2 separate regions of the Homo sapiens genome follow, and region 1 is linked to region 2. A link is a loop called in an ENCODE intact Hi-C map of the cell type or tissue named here. Cell type or tissue: PC-9. All regions are shown on one strand. Links, peaks and the distances in the headings refer to the core of each region. The heading gives the core; the rest is flanking DNA. Region 1 holds the start of TMEM37 (transmembrane protein 37). Region 2 holds the start of LOC107985941 (a long non-coding RNA gene).

Region 1 (8,324 bases), core at 61-8,060, 220 kb after region 2:
CAAGAATTTACAAAGGTAAAAGAGTGGCAAGTGGGGGGTGGAGTGTTACTCTGGCTGGGAAAGTCAGGAGATGCCCCTGAAAAGGCCCTGCAGACACCCAGGGGAAGGTCTTGGCAGGAAGGTCGGGGGCTGGGGGGCCAGGAACCAAAGCTTCCTGAGCCTTGGAAAAGAGGGATGGGAAGATGCTTGAAGGGACAGAGGAAGTGAGAGTGAAGGCTGTTCCACAGGCATCCAGGCTAGAGAGGAGGGGATCTGGGGTGGGCTGAAGCCGGGCAGGCACTGGAGGGGCAGAGAGGAGAGGATGGAGTATATGGAGGGCGTGAGGGCAAAGAGAGCAGGAGGATGTGGAGCCTGAACTACCGAGGCCTGGGAGAGAGCAGAAATGGAGAGGTAGGTTTGGACTCTAAAACTCAAGCACTTTACCATTGACAGGGACTTTGTCTTTTTCTTCTTTGTCCCTCATTGGTCAGGACAGTTGTGACTACATAGTAGGTATTCAATCACTTCATTCATTTAGTCAATGAATATTTATTGAGAACCTACTACATGCCTGGCTCTGTCGTAGGCACCAGCGATACACTGGTGAACAGGACAATGCCCTTGGCCTCTTGGAGCTTACATTAAAAGGGGGAGAGAGGACAAGTAAATATGTGTATGTGGGCAGAAGAGAAAAGAGAATGGAGGGGCTGTTTTAGATGTGGGGGTCGTCGTAGGCCTCTCTGATAAGGTGACATCTGAGCCCAGACTTTAAAGAAGTGAGCTGGTGAGTCTTAAATGGGAGTATCTGGAGGAAGAACATTTCAGGCAGAAGAAGCAGCAAGTACAAAGGCCCCGAGATGAAAGAGTGTTTGCTGACTGAACAACAGATCTAGTGCTTGTTGACTGAATGATCAGGAATTGTGTCCCTACCAATACACTTGAAACTCTCTAAGGAACATGCCTGGATCTTCCTCATCAGGCAAGAGTGGTCAGAGGGGTGGGAAGGAGCCACTTCCTGCCTTTCTTTAAGCCATTCCTCTTTCCCCAGCCCTGGCCAGGCCTAGAAGCAGGGGTCAGGGAGGGTCAAGTGCCGAGTCTGTCACAATCTGGACAAAGGGCAGAGAAAGTCAAAGAATAGGCAGGCTCCATGCTGTCCCACAGCCCAGTACTCATGCCCATGCTGTTTCTGCTTTTAACACCTGGGGGTCCACCCGGTAATCCAACCCCCACCTCTGCCCCTGCCATGTTTCCCCTCACACTAAAACTCCCTGCTTCTCTGGACATTCTTCTCCTGGTGCGGTATTTGTCTCTGCAGGGTTTAAGGGAAAGCTTCTTCACCCTCTGAAGTTTCAATGAAAAATAAACTCACAAAAGGCACATTAAATGGAGAAAAGGTATATACATTAATTCAAGGTGTACACCCCGGGAGAATCACGGAGTATGCCCACCCCTCAGCAGTGCTCAGAAGCTTCTATACTATCCTGGCAGAACAGGTGATGGGAGAGGAGAGAAGACGAATTCTGTAGAGGGGCTAGCCGAATGGATCAGGGAATAGAGATTAACTTGCCGGGTGTGGTCACATTCTCAGTCCTACAGGGAGGAGAAGAAACACAATTGTTCCTTTTGGTGGGTCTGGATGTTAGGCAGATAAAGGAACTTCAGTTTCATCCTGTGTTTTGGGAGAGACGGTGAGGGGAGGGAAGGTCAGAGAGACCTTGAGGCTTTTTCAGTTGTGTATGTCAAAGCGCCATGCTTTGGGACTTCTGACCCCAATACCTCTGGCTATCTCACCAGGATTTGAGAGGGCTGTGGATGCTGCCACTCCCCGCACCACCCCAACCCCCTAAGCCAGAGAGGTACCAGGAGACTCCAGGTCTTAGAGTCTCAGCTCAGATTCCACCCAAATTCTGGCCATATTCCCAGTCCTCATGTGAGCATAAGATGATCAGAACTGGATAGTCACTTCCTCCTTATTATTCTTAAGTCATTTCTGCTTCTCCAACTATCTTGCTGACAAGACATGTTGCTCTAAATTCTACTGATTCAATACTTTTCTATTCTTACCAACAAAGCGTAACAGGCTGTGAGAAACATGCCTGACCACACACGAAACTGGAGAAGGCAGTGGGTGCAGATGACCCGACCTGACTGTTCTTCTGATTTTAATTCCAGGCACTTCCCTCTTGGCCAGGTGAGATGCTATGATCCAGAATCTCACCTGGGAGAGCCCACAGGGCATTCTTAGGGCTCAGTGAAAGGATACCCCCGCAACAGGACAGGTCTTCCTTTCCCATGTGGGCTCTTTATCCAGAACCCAGAGCTGCGGAGAGTCTGGCTTCTGGGACCCTTGACTGGGGAGAAAGCAGGTGGGGGCCACGGAGGGAAGGCCCCAGAGCAGAGAGGCACCAGGCTGGCTGAGCCTGGGCAGCTGCCCTTTGCCTTAGCTCAGTGGTTCTCAAAGCCTGGCCCCCAGGCCAGCAGCACCAACATCACTTGAGGCCACTCAGCCAGAAACTCTGCAGTGGGGCCTCGCAATCTGTTTTAACAAACCTTCCAGGTGACTCTGGTGCAGAATGGTGGCAAGAACTCAAACCTGGACTAGGCCTGCTGGGTAAGTGGAGTCCCAGCTCTCCAGTGGACTCAATGTGGGTGGCCTGGGCCAAGCCTTCCTGTGCCTGGGCCATTTCTCCGTTTGTCAAGCTCCAGGACTGGGGTAAAGGATTTGACAAGGTCTGTTGGGCAGGGATGGAATCAGATGAATATCTAAGTGGAAGATATACAGACAATTGTAACTACCCCTCTTTCTCACATGGCTCTAAAGGGGAAAACAGATGAGTGCAGTTGCTTTGTCTTTGGGTAAAGTCACCAGGAGCTGCCTGCCTGAGTGAACCAGACAATTTAATGTGTGCCATTTAGTGAGGGGCCTTGTTTTACCACCACATTTGAGGATGGGGGGAGGGAAGCCTTTCTGTTGGAATTTGTGGCCCTTGGACACTCCTCCCACCTCCACCCTTTTTGGCGGTAAAAGCTTTTAGGTGCTGCCTCTTTAAGAACTCAGATCCGGCCGGATGCGGTGGCTCATGCCTGTAATCCTAGCACTTTGGAAGGCCGAGATCGGTGGATCACCTGAGGTCAGGAGTTCGAGACCAGCCTGACCAAAATGGTGAAACCCCCGTCTCTGCTAAAAAATACAAAAATTAGCAGGGCTTGATGGGGCGCGCTTGTAATCCCAGCTACTCGGGAGGCTGAGGCAGGAGAATCGCTTGAACGGGTTTGAACCCAGGAGGCGAAGGTTGCAGTGAGCCGTGATCGCGTCATTGCACTCCAGCCTGGGCCACAAGCGCTAGACAACGTCCAGAAAAAAAAAAAGAGAGACCTCAGTTCCCATCGAGGTGGAGAAAAAATAACCACATTTGTTTGGCATATTTGCATTTTTAATAGTCCCTGAGGAGTTCAGGAGGAAACAGGGTTTTACATCCCCTTTTAGGGACGCAAGTAGGATTGCCCCAAAAAGTTCCACTCCGTTCACACTCAGCGAGGGCCCGGCAAGAGCCCCACCTTTCACATTCATTATTTCCCTTACTAACCGAGGCTCCGAGACGCTAAACAAGCAGCCCAAGGTCACACCGCAGAGTGAGGGCAGCAGAGCCTCTGCGCCTGCCTCCTCCCTTCGGACCCTGCCGCGTTCCCAGAGGCTGGACTCAGCAAGCTGGAACAGGAATCGAACCCTCAGGCCCTCGTCGCCGTCCCAGCCCTCGAGGAATCTGCGCCCCAGGCGAAGCTGTCCTCGGAGGTTCGGGAGCGTCGGAGTGACTTCCCGATCCTTTCCCCTGGGACCCGAGGGATCCCTCCCCCCAAGTGCCGGGTCCTCCCCGCGGCTCCCCAGGGGCTCCTCCGGCCGCCCTCGCTGACTCAGCGTAATCCGAGCCGCGGAGGGCGGCGGGGTTGGCGGAGCCCGCCCGGGGTTAATCGCCGAGCTTTGAACGCCCCCTCCCGCCCCGCCCGCCTCCAGCAGCCGCCCCGCCCCTGCGGAGAAGTCCCGGGCTGGCGCCGGCGGCCACAGCGGAGCAGCTGGAGCGATCGAGGCTGCAGCGCGGCCGCCGGGCGCAGCATGACTGCCGTCGGCGTGCAGGTAGCCGGCGCCTGGCGGGGCGCTGACCCGGGGTGCTGCCCCGCCGTGGGAGGTTGGGGGTGGGAGGACGGAGGGAGGGGCGTACCCACCGCGAGCGCCGGCGTCGGGCTGGGGGTGCGAGCGCCCCCCGTGCCCGCCCCCTGTTGCAAACCTGGGTCCGGAGGAGGCTGGGCGGGGAGCAACCTCGGGGGGCCTGCCTGCCTCACATAGCTGCTCCCGAGGCGCGGACTCCGGCTGCTTCTGCTCGCGGCCTTGCAAGCACCCGAGGCTCCCAAACTTCATTTGGAAAGATTTTTCTTCTCTTTGGTGTCACCAGTGACTTACTGGTCAGTTTACCATAAGGGTCCCCCTTTGTGAGAAATGAGGCGCGTCTGGGGTGGAGGGACAGAATCGACTTGCAAAGTGAGGCTTATGTAACAGAGGATGCGTCTCTTGGGAAGTTAGACCTTTCTGGGGGTGGAGGTTAGGAAGACCGTCTCCCTCCCCAAAGCTGCGTTTGGGGTGCTGGGCTGGGGGTGGACTTGCTGAGTCGCGCGGACACCTCAGGGAAAGGCTCTGGCGAGGGAAGAAGCCCGTGTCTCCGAAGATTTGGCTTCTCCTTAGCGTAGTGCACGATGTTTATGTTGGCTAAGAACCTACACATTCCTACCCGCTCCCTCGGGCCTGCTGCTCCCCAAAGGGAAGTCAGTGGGTGGCGGTACCGCTGCCCAGCGGGCGAACTTCCTTTCCGCGCAACTCGCCCGCTGCAGAGTCTATCCGCTGGACTGTCTCCAGGATTAGAGAGGCCCGTTGACTTCGTGTACAAACGCTCAGCCACAACACTGACCTAGTAGACACCGTTCTGCCCATTGTATAGATGAGGTAACCGAGACTCAGAAGTAAGGTGCCCTCCGTGGCTGGCCAAGGAACAGAATCAAGATTCAAACCCAGGGCTTTCTGGCTCCAAATCCCACTGGCTCCTCCTGCCTTTACCTAACGGGAGAAACCCCACCCACAGGACACCCCCAAAACCGCTTCTATAGCCAGGACCTAGGCACCTGGGCGAAGCCGGGCATGGGGCGCAGGGAATTCCTCCCCTTTGTTCTGGGGGATGTCTGGAATCCCGGCCAGGCAGCATGGTGGGACAGACCAGGTGCGGTCCCTCCCCTCTAGGAGCTTACAGCCCATGTAGGGAGAGAGACTTGGAAACAGGGCATGGGGGAGCGAATGCTAAATTAAGAGGTGCAAAAGTTGCCAGACGGGGAAGAGGAGGAAGCCTGGTAGCAAGGTGGGAGCTCAGCTGGGGAGGCCACAGGCTCCAGGTGAAGGGCGGGTGCTCCGGCCGCTTCGGGATGATAACTCTTCATCCCCACAACCATGACTTGCCAGGGGGCAAACACAGGTAGGAAGCAAGTTCTGGGTCATGCAGGCAGCGGTGGGCCAGGCTGCAGCTGAGAGGAGCAGAGGCAGGCCGGCTCATCAGGAGGCTGTGAACTTCCAGGATGTTGACGATGGTGATGGCCTCACCTGGGTAGGGGCAGAGTGGGTGATGAGGGGGAGCAAATATGGGAGACATGTTGGGGATGTGCGGAATGAGTTGGGAGGAGCTTAATTTGTCTACCTGGGGGTGCTTTGGTTAAGGGGAACACATGAGGCCCTGGGTTATAGGAGGAAGACCATGACATTGGACTCAGTAGCCCAGTAGTGTCAAGTGACCCTATTCTATAGGTCACTAGAAATCATGCAAGGTTACAGATGAAAAAGGAAAATGCTTACATTTTTAGCAGAGCAGTTAAGCTCCAGAGAGATTTAAGTGATTGCCTAAAGGTACCCTGCAGGGGTCCTCTAGGTCAGGGGCAGGACTTGACCTCCCCGCTCCCTTCTTTTCCACTGCACACTTGTCCAGCTGCCCTCCAGTAGCCGTTTCAGGCCCTGCATCACTGAAAGCTGGTGGAGATGCCGGGTGGTTAGGAATGAAGACTCTATATGTGTTATTATTGTTATTAATATTAATAGCTACCATGAGTTGGGAGCGGCCCGTGTACCATGCATCTTTATATACAGGATCTCATTTGATTCCTGGGAGTTTCAGTGGTGGCCAGAGAGTTTAAATGAAGCCCTACTTTGGGGCAGGAGCGGGAGGAAACTAGATGAGGTCAGCTGTCTCCACTTTCTGATCCTGACGTGACATCTAAGGGCCTGGAGATTAAAGTCCAGTCTGCCTAGGACAGGTAGGGCTGGAGAAGGGACAGGACGTGCCTGTTTTCCAGCCAGCATGCTGTCTCGGGTTAAAAGGTTTCTGGGTCCTGTGATTTGTTCTCTGCCTGTGGTGCTCCTCCTTTTTAGGACCATTTATCATTCTCTAGGGACCTTGTAACCTTGCCAGGTGCCTTCATGGCTACGACTTTCCTGCAAGTGTCATTAACTTCATTTTCTAGATGAGGAAACAAGGGCTCAGGAAGTTAAGAAACTGCCCAAGGACAAACACCTCTAATGGTTTGTGGAGTAGACACAGGTTTTCAAAGTTTCCTTTGGTTTCTTTCTTACCGGTAGATTTTTTTTTTTTTTGTAATAAAATGCAATACAGACTCCTGGACCCCCAATGTCCCAAGCAGGTACAGGGCTCAGTTGAAGTGAGGAAGGGGATGCAGAGCCAGCCTGCTCAGCTTCCCTGCCCACCCGGCTTCAGCACTGGAAGCCCCACCAGGAGCATGGGGACACAGTTTGAGAACCACAGCCCATACTCTTAGCTCCATGTTTTTGACCGCACCCAGGCTGCCTTCATCTCAGCTAGGACCCAGGCTGGTCCTAGCTCTGGCATGGCCCTTGAGGCATCCCTCTGCACGCACCTTTTCCTCACCAAGAGGGCATGGGGCACAGGGAATTCCTCCCCTTTGTTCTGGGACATGTCTGGAATCCTGGCCAGGCAGCGTGCTGGGACAGACCAAGTGCGGTCCCTCCCATCCAGGAGCTTACAGCCCATGTAGGGAGGGCTGTAAGGGCTCAGTACTGAGCCCCTAGCACAAAGGCCCTGTCCTTAGAAGGCCCTAGTCAGTATTTATTCGCTGAACGGATTCCACCTCCTGCATATCATACAATTGTCTGGGCAGCCATAAAGAGCTTCATTGTGCTTTAGGTGAGTGATCTCAGGCAAGTCACCTGCCCTCTGCATAGTTTCCTTCTCTGTACACCCACCATGGAGCTTCCTACTTTATCAACCTCATAGGTTTAAGAATAAAATAGGATCCTACTTAAGGCAGAGGTGCTGAAAGCAAACTGCATCCTTATTCCTGTATCCCTGGGGTTGAAATTAGCGGTAGCTCCTGTGTCTGGGGCATGTGAGCAGATACTCTTGCTGGGCTCTTTGACCACAGGAGTCTCCCAGAAGCAGGGCTTTATTTTATGTCTCACACAGAGAGGAGTGGCCCAGACCTGCCTCAGGAAGCCTCCATTTGCCCATGGCATAGGACACACCCCATGTTCCTCACTGCTCCATTCTCCTGGGTCCTAGCAGTGACCGTCATGCGTGCCTGTTTTGCATACCTCCCAAACCGAGGTGTAACCTGGGCAGCTTCTAGACACACTGCAAAGCAGGTCATTTAATGTATGACTGTGCAGGAGACTCAGTTTAAAGGAGCTTCAGACGGAAGTGACAGTGGTTGCCAATGACCTTTGACTTATCTCACAGCTCTCCCTTGAGCACCCACTGAATGCCCAGGTATTGGGGACACAGCAGTGCCTAAACACAGAATGTGGTGGTGTGGGGGTAGGGGGCGGCCTTCCCAGAGCACACAGTGTTGGAATGAGACAGAAATAATATGTAACTACAAACTGTCCTCAGAATGGTGAAGAATTTGAACAGGTGCCTGACACAGAATACCAGGAGGGGCCTGACTCTGGGTTGAGTGGGCAGGAAAGCACTCTCTGTGGAGGAGACTTTAAGCTGAGACATGAAGAATGGAGAAGAGGTGTTGTCCTGGAGGGGTGGCAGGAGCTGCAGAAGAGCCACTACAGGCTTAAGGGCCAGTCATCTGAGGAAAGAAAGTTCTAGACATGGGGAGAGGGGAGTGTGCTGGGAGCTGAGGTTGGGTGGGGAGGCGGAGCGGATTGTGAGAGGCTTGTGGGCTGTGTAAAGAGTTCCTGAAGTCTTTCTTTTGCTTTCTGGGTCAGGGCTTGGGTGCAGTGCCCGGGTGGTGTCCTTGAACTGTGAGATGAGACACCTCACTGGACACCT
Region 2 (8,324 bases), core at 185-8,184:
GCATTGACTTTGTCCTACACACTTGCCCAGGCACTGGAGAGACAGGGAGAACAGGGCTGACCTCACAGTCAGCCAGGTGGACAGCTGCACGCACAGAGTGGTGGCAGTGCACAGGGAGTGGTGGCTCTGCACATGGACTGTGGGCCCTGCATGGGACTAGTGGCACTGTGTACAGAATGATGGCCCTGTACAAGGAGTGGCAGCCCTGCATAGGGACCTATGGCCCTGCACAGGGAGTCGTGGCCTTGCATGAGGCCGGTGGCGGCCTGCACGGGACTGATGGCACTGCACAGAGAGTGTGGCCCTGCACAAGGAGTGGTGGCCCTGCATAGGGACTTATGGCCCTGCACAGGGAGTTGTGGCCCTGCAAAAGGAGTGGTGGCCCTGCACAGGGACGGGGCAGATATACCCTGACATTTGAGGAGACTGAGGCAAGGATATAAGTGGGAGAGAGTTAGAATTTCGAATTCTCAGACTCCTTGGGTTTCATGCTGGAACACGCTGGCATGAGAGAACCAGGCCTTGGCCTGTGGCCCAGCTCCCTCCTCTTCCCACCTCCTGCCCTGTCCCACCCCATCAGGGGCTTGCACACACACACACACAGACCCTTCAGCCCTCAGAGCCAAGCTCCTTGCACACAGACTCTTTCCACAGTCAGCGCCCTTAGCTCCTGTCAAGCCTCCAGGTACACACAAACCTGCGTCTCTGCTCGCCTGCACAAGGAAGGACCCAGCCAAGTGTCCCAATAGGGCCTGGAAGCGATCTTGATGCCATCCGGGCAGAAAATCCCAGGTGGAGTACAGCCGGATAAAGACAGCCCAGGTTTCAGGTTGGCATGTTCCTCCGGTTCTGCAGATCCCTCGGGCCCTGGAGAAGGAGATGGCCAGAGGAGGATAGCAAGGCCTTCCAAAGTGCAGTCCCGGGTCACAGCCCACCTGCCTGGATCTAAGGACGGTGTCGCTGAGGCTGTGGCAGTGGGAGGTTCCAAGACACGGTGAAGGCCTGAAGGAGGGGGTGGCCCTTGCTAAGACCTGTGGCCAGCTGACAGGGCTCCCCAGCACTCTGTCAGTAAGGCCCTTCCAGGAAGAGGGAGTGGCTGGACAAGAGGCTGTGTGTGGAAGGCAAAGGGGAGAAGGGAGAGAGAGGGCTGGTAACCCAATTCCTCTTCCTGCCTCCCTACACTTCAGCATCACCCTGTTCACGCCCCTTGCAGATCTCCCACAGCACTCCCTGTGTACACCTTTGCTGCTCAAAGGGTCTACACAAGCCAAGCACAGTGGCTCTTGCAAAGGTGGGAAGATGTCTTGAGGCCAGGAGTTTGAGACCACCCTAGGCAACATAGTAAGACTCTGTCTCTATTAAAAATAATAATAATTTTTTTTTTTTTTGGAGACAGAGTCTTGCTGTGTTACCCAGGCTGGAGTGCAGTGGCGTGATCTCGGCTCACTGCAACCTCCCCTTCCCCAGTTCAAGCTATTCCCGTGCCTCAGCCTCCCAAGTAGCTGGGATTACCGGCACCTCCCATCACACCCAGCTAATTTTTGTATTTTTAGTGGAGACAGGGTTTCACCATGTTGCCCAGGCTGGTCTCCAACTCCTGACCCCAAGCAATTCGCCCACCTCGGCCTCCCAAAGTGCTGGGATTAGAGGCGTGAGCCACCACAACCAGCCAATAATAAAAATTTTTTAAAGGGTGATCTAAGATCAGCAGCATGGCCTCGGAAATTGGAAATGCAGACCCTCTGGCCCCACCTCAGAACCACTGAATTAGAATTTGTATTTGGATAAAAGTCTCAGGTGAGTTCTGCAAACTTTGTAATTTGAGAAGCACTGGTCTACACCACACTCCAGCACCTTAACGCAGCTCCATTTAGCAGTGGTGGACATTGCATCATGCAGTGCATGGTTCCTTCTTGAGTGCAGCTTATGGAAGGAGGGGGAGTGACAGGACTGAACTTATTGTTCAAATCCCCTTGTGGTCTTGGGGTTCTTGGTTGCTCACTGCAGAGTTTATAGGTGAAATGAGCAGCTGTCCTCACCTCTCCAGCACCCTTGGAATGGAAGAGGCTGCCCTGAGCTGGGCTGCCATCTCCTGGGTCCTCAGTCTCAAGCCGCTTTCTGATGTCAGTGAGCTCTTTGAAGTCAGGTCCGCATCCTACACAGGGTAGGTACAGGGGGCCGGGAAGGCATAGAATACACATTAGGTTGGATCTAGCATCTGATCCACCTCCCCATGTTTCACGAATGGGCCAGTGGGTGAGTCTTAGGGAGGGCTAGGCCCTGCCTCTTAGAGGAAGGCTTAAAAGGCCCCAACCTACTCTTCTTGGCCTGGTCAGCTGGAGGCAGGCAGATGCCCCAAGTTCAGACAGTCAGATACTCCCACCAGGGATTTGGGTCTATGGTGAGTGACATCTAGAAGCAGGGCCAGCCAGAAGTCCTTCTTGGGGCTGGGCACAGTGACTCGTGCCTGTAATCCCAGCACTTTGAGGGGCTAAGGCAGGAGGATTGCTTGAAGCTAGGAGTTTGAGACCAGCCTGGACAACATAGCAAGACCCTCATCTCCACAAAAGTAAAAATAATAATAATAATAACCAGCCATATTAGAGCATTCCTATAGTTCCAGCAACTCAAGAGGCTGAGGTGGGAGGATCACTGGAGCCCACGAGGTCAAGGCTGCAGTGAGCTACGATTGCCCTCCTACAGCCCAGCAATTGCACACCTAACCCCACATACACATAATCAAATAGAGATTATACATTCACGATTGAAGCCAAAGTGTTATGACACAAAACTTACCCTTAGGACATGTCATAAGATCTGATGTTTTATATTTTTATTCTTTTTTGTTAAAGAAAGAGCTTGTTGATCCAACCCTCTAATAAAGCTGAAAGCCAACATTTGCAAACACTGGCAGGTGGCTGCGTGTCAGGGTGAGGTGTCACTGAACAGGGTGATAAAGCAAGATCTTGTCTCTAAAATAAATAATATAATATAATAAATATAATATAATTAAGTAGAATAATGAAATATCCTGCTGGCCAAGGTGGCATCCCCGCCCCCAGCAGCAAAGTCAGCAGGGCCAGTGGTGGCAAGCTGGTGTCCACACCAGTGGCCACAGTGTCATGTCCAGGCAATCTCTGCCCTATGACCTCAGCTGCCTTTCCAGCTGTCTTTGGTTTCTGCCTGTTTCCCTTCAGCCTCCCTAGATTCTGGGAGGGGCCGGTGTCCTGCTCCAGGTAGGCAGAGTCCAAGTCTGTTGTGGGCAGAACTCTGATGATCATTGCAGGGGTGGGAGGAGGGATGGAGGGAGCATGATGCTGGCAGAACCTCCATGGCATCTGGGGAATTGAAGGCTGTTTTTTGCTCAGTTCTCACCATCCAAAGCAGCATGAACAGTTTTCACCACGCCTCTCTTGTGGATGCCTGTGTTCCTGGTACACACCTCTGCTATGACACTTATCACCTGGTATTAGTTAAGCATCTGCCTCCTTCATTTGCTGTGGGTATTTAGAAAGCAATCCATATTTCCTCTCTGTATGCCTCAATTTCTCCACCTTTATTAGAGGACCCAGGATAAGATTATTTCTGAGGCTGCTTCCATCAGTGGTTCTGTGAGCTGGCCCATGTATTCAGCCAGTCAGTAGGCCATCAAGCATGCATCTACGCAAGGCACTAGAAGGGTTACATACAATGGGAAACTGAGGCCCAGAAGGAGGAAAGATGAAGTGCCCAAAGTTAAGGAGATAAAAGCAGAAGTGCAGGTAAGAGAAGGAGTATTCATATTACTGCAGGAATCCAAATTCTACAAGAACATACGCTTGTTCTTTAAAGGGAGCCCTCGCTTTAAGCATTATTTGCCGATCAATACCCATTAATAATTACAGGACATGGGCAAATATTCTAGCAAAGGTCCTGAGGTCTTCCTAGATGTGCCCAAAATAACAAGGACTCCCCCCGCAGGTGGCACCAAAAGTCGGAGGATGTGTTGGAAGCTGACCTTCCCCACCTGTCCCTGCCTCACCCACAGTCACCCACCCCTCTAGGATGTAATGGTGAATCATTCAACACATGGGCCACCTTGGGAAGTCGCTTAACCTCTCTCCCTTTTCACGTTATAAAATGGGCATAGTCATTACACAAATGCATAAATCAACCTCAATTTTCTCATCTCTAAGTGAGAAGGTTGGACTGGAATTAACAAGAGGATCCTTGAAGTTCTTTCGAGCTCTGACATCCTCATCCATTGCAAAGCGGCTGTGAAACTGGATTATGTAAGGTCCTGTGGCCCCACCAATTGTTTGGCACATCCTGTCTTTTTCCCTAGCTAGATAATGATGTGGCTGAGGGCAGGGACTGTGCCCACACTCACCAGGTGCATGTGAGTCAGCGTCTGGATTGTGTGGCCCCGCTGGGGCTGCCCTGGCTGTATCACATGCCTCTTGTGCCCATCTCATACCCCTCAGCCACCCTCTGACCACAGCATTGCCCGGCGTGCCCCCTGCAGGCTTTTATTCTCCTGCAGCCCCAGGGCCTCCTCAACACTATGATGTGAGTCACCTGAGAAGCCCAGTCCCACAGGCATGCACAGCTCAGGAGTGCAGGACTGTCAAGGACTCTTGCAGCAACCCTCAGCCATGTGGTAGGTATGTGGGGTGCAGGGTGGGGAGGCAGTGGCATACACACTCCCCAGAAGCTTCAGTGGGATGGAGATCAGCTCAACAACACACCTTTGACTTGACTTCCCCTCCTTCTCCACTTCACTCCCCCAGCCCCTCACCCTGCTCCCTGAGCTCTCCTCCCAAATAAACTGCATGCATGCAGGCACACATGACCAGGCTGAGGCTCTGCTCTTAGTGGGATACCAGGCAAAGACACCTGCCCTAGGGATTGGAGCCTAAGCCAGAGGAGGCAGGAGGGTTTAGGGCACCAGCCAAGAAGTGCTTTCCAGATGCTGAGTGGGATCCCGAATAAGGGAAAGGGCATCTAACATAGAATGAGGAGGAGATAACACAAGGGTAGAAATAACCAAGAAAGGGGATTTCTCTCAGATGGCTTTAGAGGTGCTCCCAGCCATTGCTGGGCTCACATGGCTCACATGTCATAATTTTTGCCAAGGCGGTTTCACTGCCACCACCACCCCGCTCAGCCTCCAGTGGCTTGTCCACCCATGGCTGTGGCCTCTAACTGGGCAGGATTTTATAGGCTAGGAAGAAAAGTAGGGAATGTTAAGGGAGACGGAAGTCAAGTTCAACTTGGAACCATCCCAGAATGTCCAGCAGGAAAGGCCCATGGATGTTATAGGCTACAACCCTCTCAGTGCTCAGCGGAGGAACTAGGAGCAGAGAGGGTGAGTAAGTCAAAGGCACCCAGACCTTGTAGGGAATCCTGTGTCCCTGCAGGATGCAGAATGGATGCTTCTGAACCCTGCCACACCCTCAGGGTACATGTCAGAGCACGTGTGTGGCTGGGACAATCCTCCATCTATGTTCCTCACTTACACCGGCTCCAGTTTAGGAAACCCAAAAGGCTACAACCAACCCACCACCACAGTGACCACAATGTACTTGGTGACACCTCACCTTGACACGCAGCCACCTGCCAGTGTTCACAAATGTTGGTTTTCAGCTTTATGCGAGGGTAGGATCCAACAAGCTCATTCTTTAATGAAAAAGAATGAAATTGTAAAATATCAGATCTTATTACATGTCCTAAGGGTAACTTTTATCTCATAACACTTTTGCTTCAATCATGAGTGTATAATTTCTATTTGATTTTGTGTCTATGGGGTTAGGTGTGCAATGTAGAAAAGCTTGAAAACCATTGCCTTATACCCATTTGAAAAATGAACCACCAAACAAAGGCTTAAAAACATGAATATTTGTCAACCAAAAGGAGAACTCCTGGGCCTGGAAGAAACATCACGATTCAAGTGCTGCAGCACGAAAGAAGTTGAGGCTGGATTTGTATTCAGCTTGACTGTTTGTAAAGCACCATGCACCATGCAACTGCCTTCAGTTCCTTTTTTTTTTCTTTCTTTTTTTTTTTTTTTTTTTTTGAGATGGAGTTTCGTTCTTGTCGCCCAGGCTGGAGTGCAATGGCACAATCTCGGCTCACTGCAATCTCCGCCTCCCAGGTTCAAGAGATTCTGCTGCCTTAGCTTCCTGAGTAGCTGGGATTGCAGGTGCCTGCCACCAAGCCTGGCTAATTTTTGTATTTTTAGTAGAGATGGGGTTTTGCCATGTTGGCCAGGCTGGTCTCAAACTCCTGACCTCAGGTACTTGGCCTCCAAAGTGCTGGGATTACAGGCATGAGCCACCATGCCCAGCCTGCCTTCAGTTCTAACCACTAAAGGATTCGTGTTCTCAACTGAGAAACAGCCATATGGAGGGGCTTCCTGCAAGGGCACTGAAGATGTCAGAGATGATGCCTGTGGAGCACCTGGCACAGAGGAGCTGCCCTGCTGACTGCAGCACAGCCAGTTCACAGGGGTGAGCCCCGGCATCAGCTTAGGGAGCATCCCTTCTTGCAGCTCCTCCCCCTAGCACACTCTCCCACCTCTGCTCGCACAGGACCTCTGTCCAGGAGTGCTTACGGCAAGGTTTCTGCCTCAAAAACAGGGCTTTTGGGGCTAACTGGGAGTGTAAGGGTAAAAGGAAAGCTTCCACTAGGCCCCCCCGATTGTTCACTGGAAATGAAGGGACAATAGGAGATTAATAGGAGAAGAAGGCATACAAATGTATTAACATACATAAACACAGGAGCCATGAAAATATGAGGCTCAAAGAAGAGCCAGATGACTGAAGTTTAAATAGCACCCTCTTCATAGGAGAGAGGGAAATGGGGGTAGGTAATTTTCAAGGTTAGTAAATAATTTTGAGGGAAATCAAATGGACCCAGAAGGCAGACATTTTCCTGTAAATGTCCTCTTAGGAAGCTGAATGGGACTGCAATTTAAGGGAAAGTGAGGGGCAAAACTGCATTGTGAACAAAGGTTGTCTTATTACATAGGTAAAGTCTCCCTAGTCATCCCTCAAAGCTGCCCTCAGAAGAATAGATGAAAAGCCTGGGCTTAGTGACAGCTTTTACTCTTTTCTCCTTGCAGGTGGGTGGTTAATCTTTCCTGGTTATTTGATGAGATTTCTAGGGAGGGGGCCTTAAGACAGTTGCATTTCTTTTGGAAAGAAGTGTCCATAGTCAGATATGGAAATTCTAGACAGCCTCTTTTTCCTGCACTTGGGGAGGGGGCAGAGGAGAAACAAGAGAAGATTGGAAAATTCTTGGTTCTGAGGCAGCTTCTAAGGACTTGCATTTTCCTTTAATTCAAAGTGCTCAGCCTGCCAACACTTCCTACTTTGGGGTATCATTCTCTGTGACCCCACAGGGGAATGGGGTCTGTCCTCAGAGAATGGGGGAGGACCTCAAGGCAGCAGGGCAGAACTCCAGGGTGAGAGTCAAAGATGGTTTCCTGGACCTGAGACTCCAGTGGGGTTCATGCTAGAGTCACCCCAGTCTTCAGGCTCACTGCCCAAACACGCACTTGAGGAAGTCTGTGGGGGCAGCTCCTTGTTTTGTTCCTCACTGTCATTTTCCAAAAGGCAGACAAGCCCTGGCCGCCTTATGCCCAGGGCTGAGTCCACACCATGCTACACGAGCACCTGAGGGGAGGCTCCTCTCCAAAGTGCATTACCAGGGCCTGTGCTAAATTTTTCAGCAGCCTCTTGTCTCACTAATGGTCCCGGGAAATAGACTAAGCCTCCATCCCCAACTAAGTGCTCAGGCCTCCCCCACCTCTGTCCTGCCTGGGCAAGAAGCCCAGCGCCGCCCCACAGCCCAGCTCTCCATGCAGCCTCAGCTCCCAGTGGCCCTCTGCCAAGGACTTGCGCCTCTGCAGTGGGATGCAGTGCCTCATTTTATCCATAATTGTACGTGGTCCCTGTGTGATGTCCGGGGACGTGAAAAGTTGTGTCTCATTTCATTTGGGATCCAGTTAAATTCCCAAATGCTGCAACTGAGCAGGAATCTCAGTGCTCAGAGGCCAGCAGTAGGAGGAGTCTGGCTGCTGGGCCCGGACACCTGGCCTCTCCGGCCTCTGACCAGCTCTGGCCATTGGTCACCACCCTGGCTTTGTTGGGTATTAATCCACCACACTCTGCCTGGCTGATCCCTGAGTCAGAGCCAGGCTGGGATTTGTGGGTCTCTGAGCCCACCAGCCTGTGACTCCCAAAAAGAGAGCACCCTTGCTACTTGGAAGGCTTGCCACCATGCCTAGCCAGCACTCTTGCTTTCTAAGCTGAAATCATTATAAGATAGTCCCCTACTACCTT

Evidence for each region. Peaks named below come from ENCODE experiments on the same cell type or tissue, not always from the same donor. Only the 100,000 strongest peaks of a DNase experiment are listed, where the experiment ranks them.
Region 1: it touches region 2 in a loop (17-fold over the local background); 1 of 110 quality-filtered maps calls a loop at or near these places.

What each region holds. Positions count from the first base shown.
Region 1 is chr2:119,427,814-119,436,137 of GRCh38, forward strand. TMEM37 (transmembrane protein 37) reads left to right here and starts at 4,041. Exons shown (of 2, transcript NM_183240.3): 1 at 4,041-4,111. The coding sequence starts at 4,091. RefSeq lists a silencer at 3,813-4,192 and an enhancer at 4,476-4,982. In PC-9, for the core only: no CTCF peak of the experiment used is centred there; a DNase peak (open chromatin) is centred at 3,938; H3K4me3 peaks cover 1,095 bases.
Region 2 is chr2:119,204,506-119,212,829 of GRCh38, forward strand. It overlaps LOC107985941 (a long non-coding RNA gene), which reads right to left and starts at 2,144. Exons shown (of 3, transcript XR_001739665.2): 1 at 2,040-2,144; 2 at 698-867. In PC-9, for the core only: a CTCF peak has its summit at 4,608; a DNase peak (open chromatin) is centred at 4,536; H3K27ac peaks cover 1,754 bases.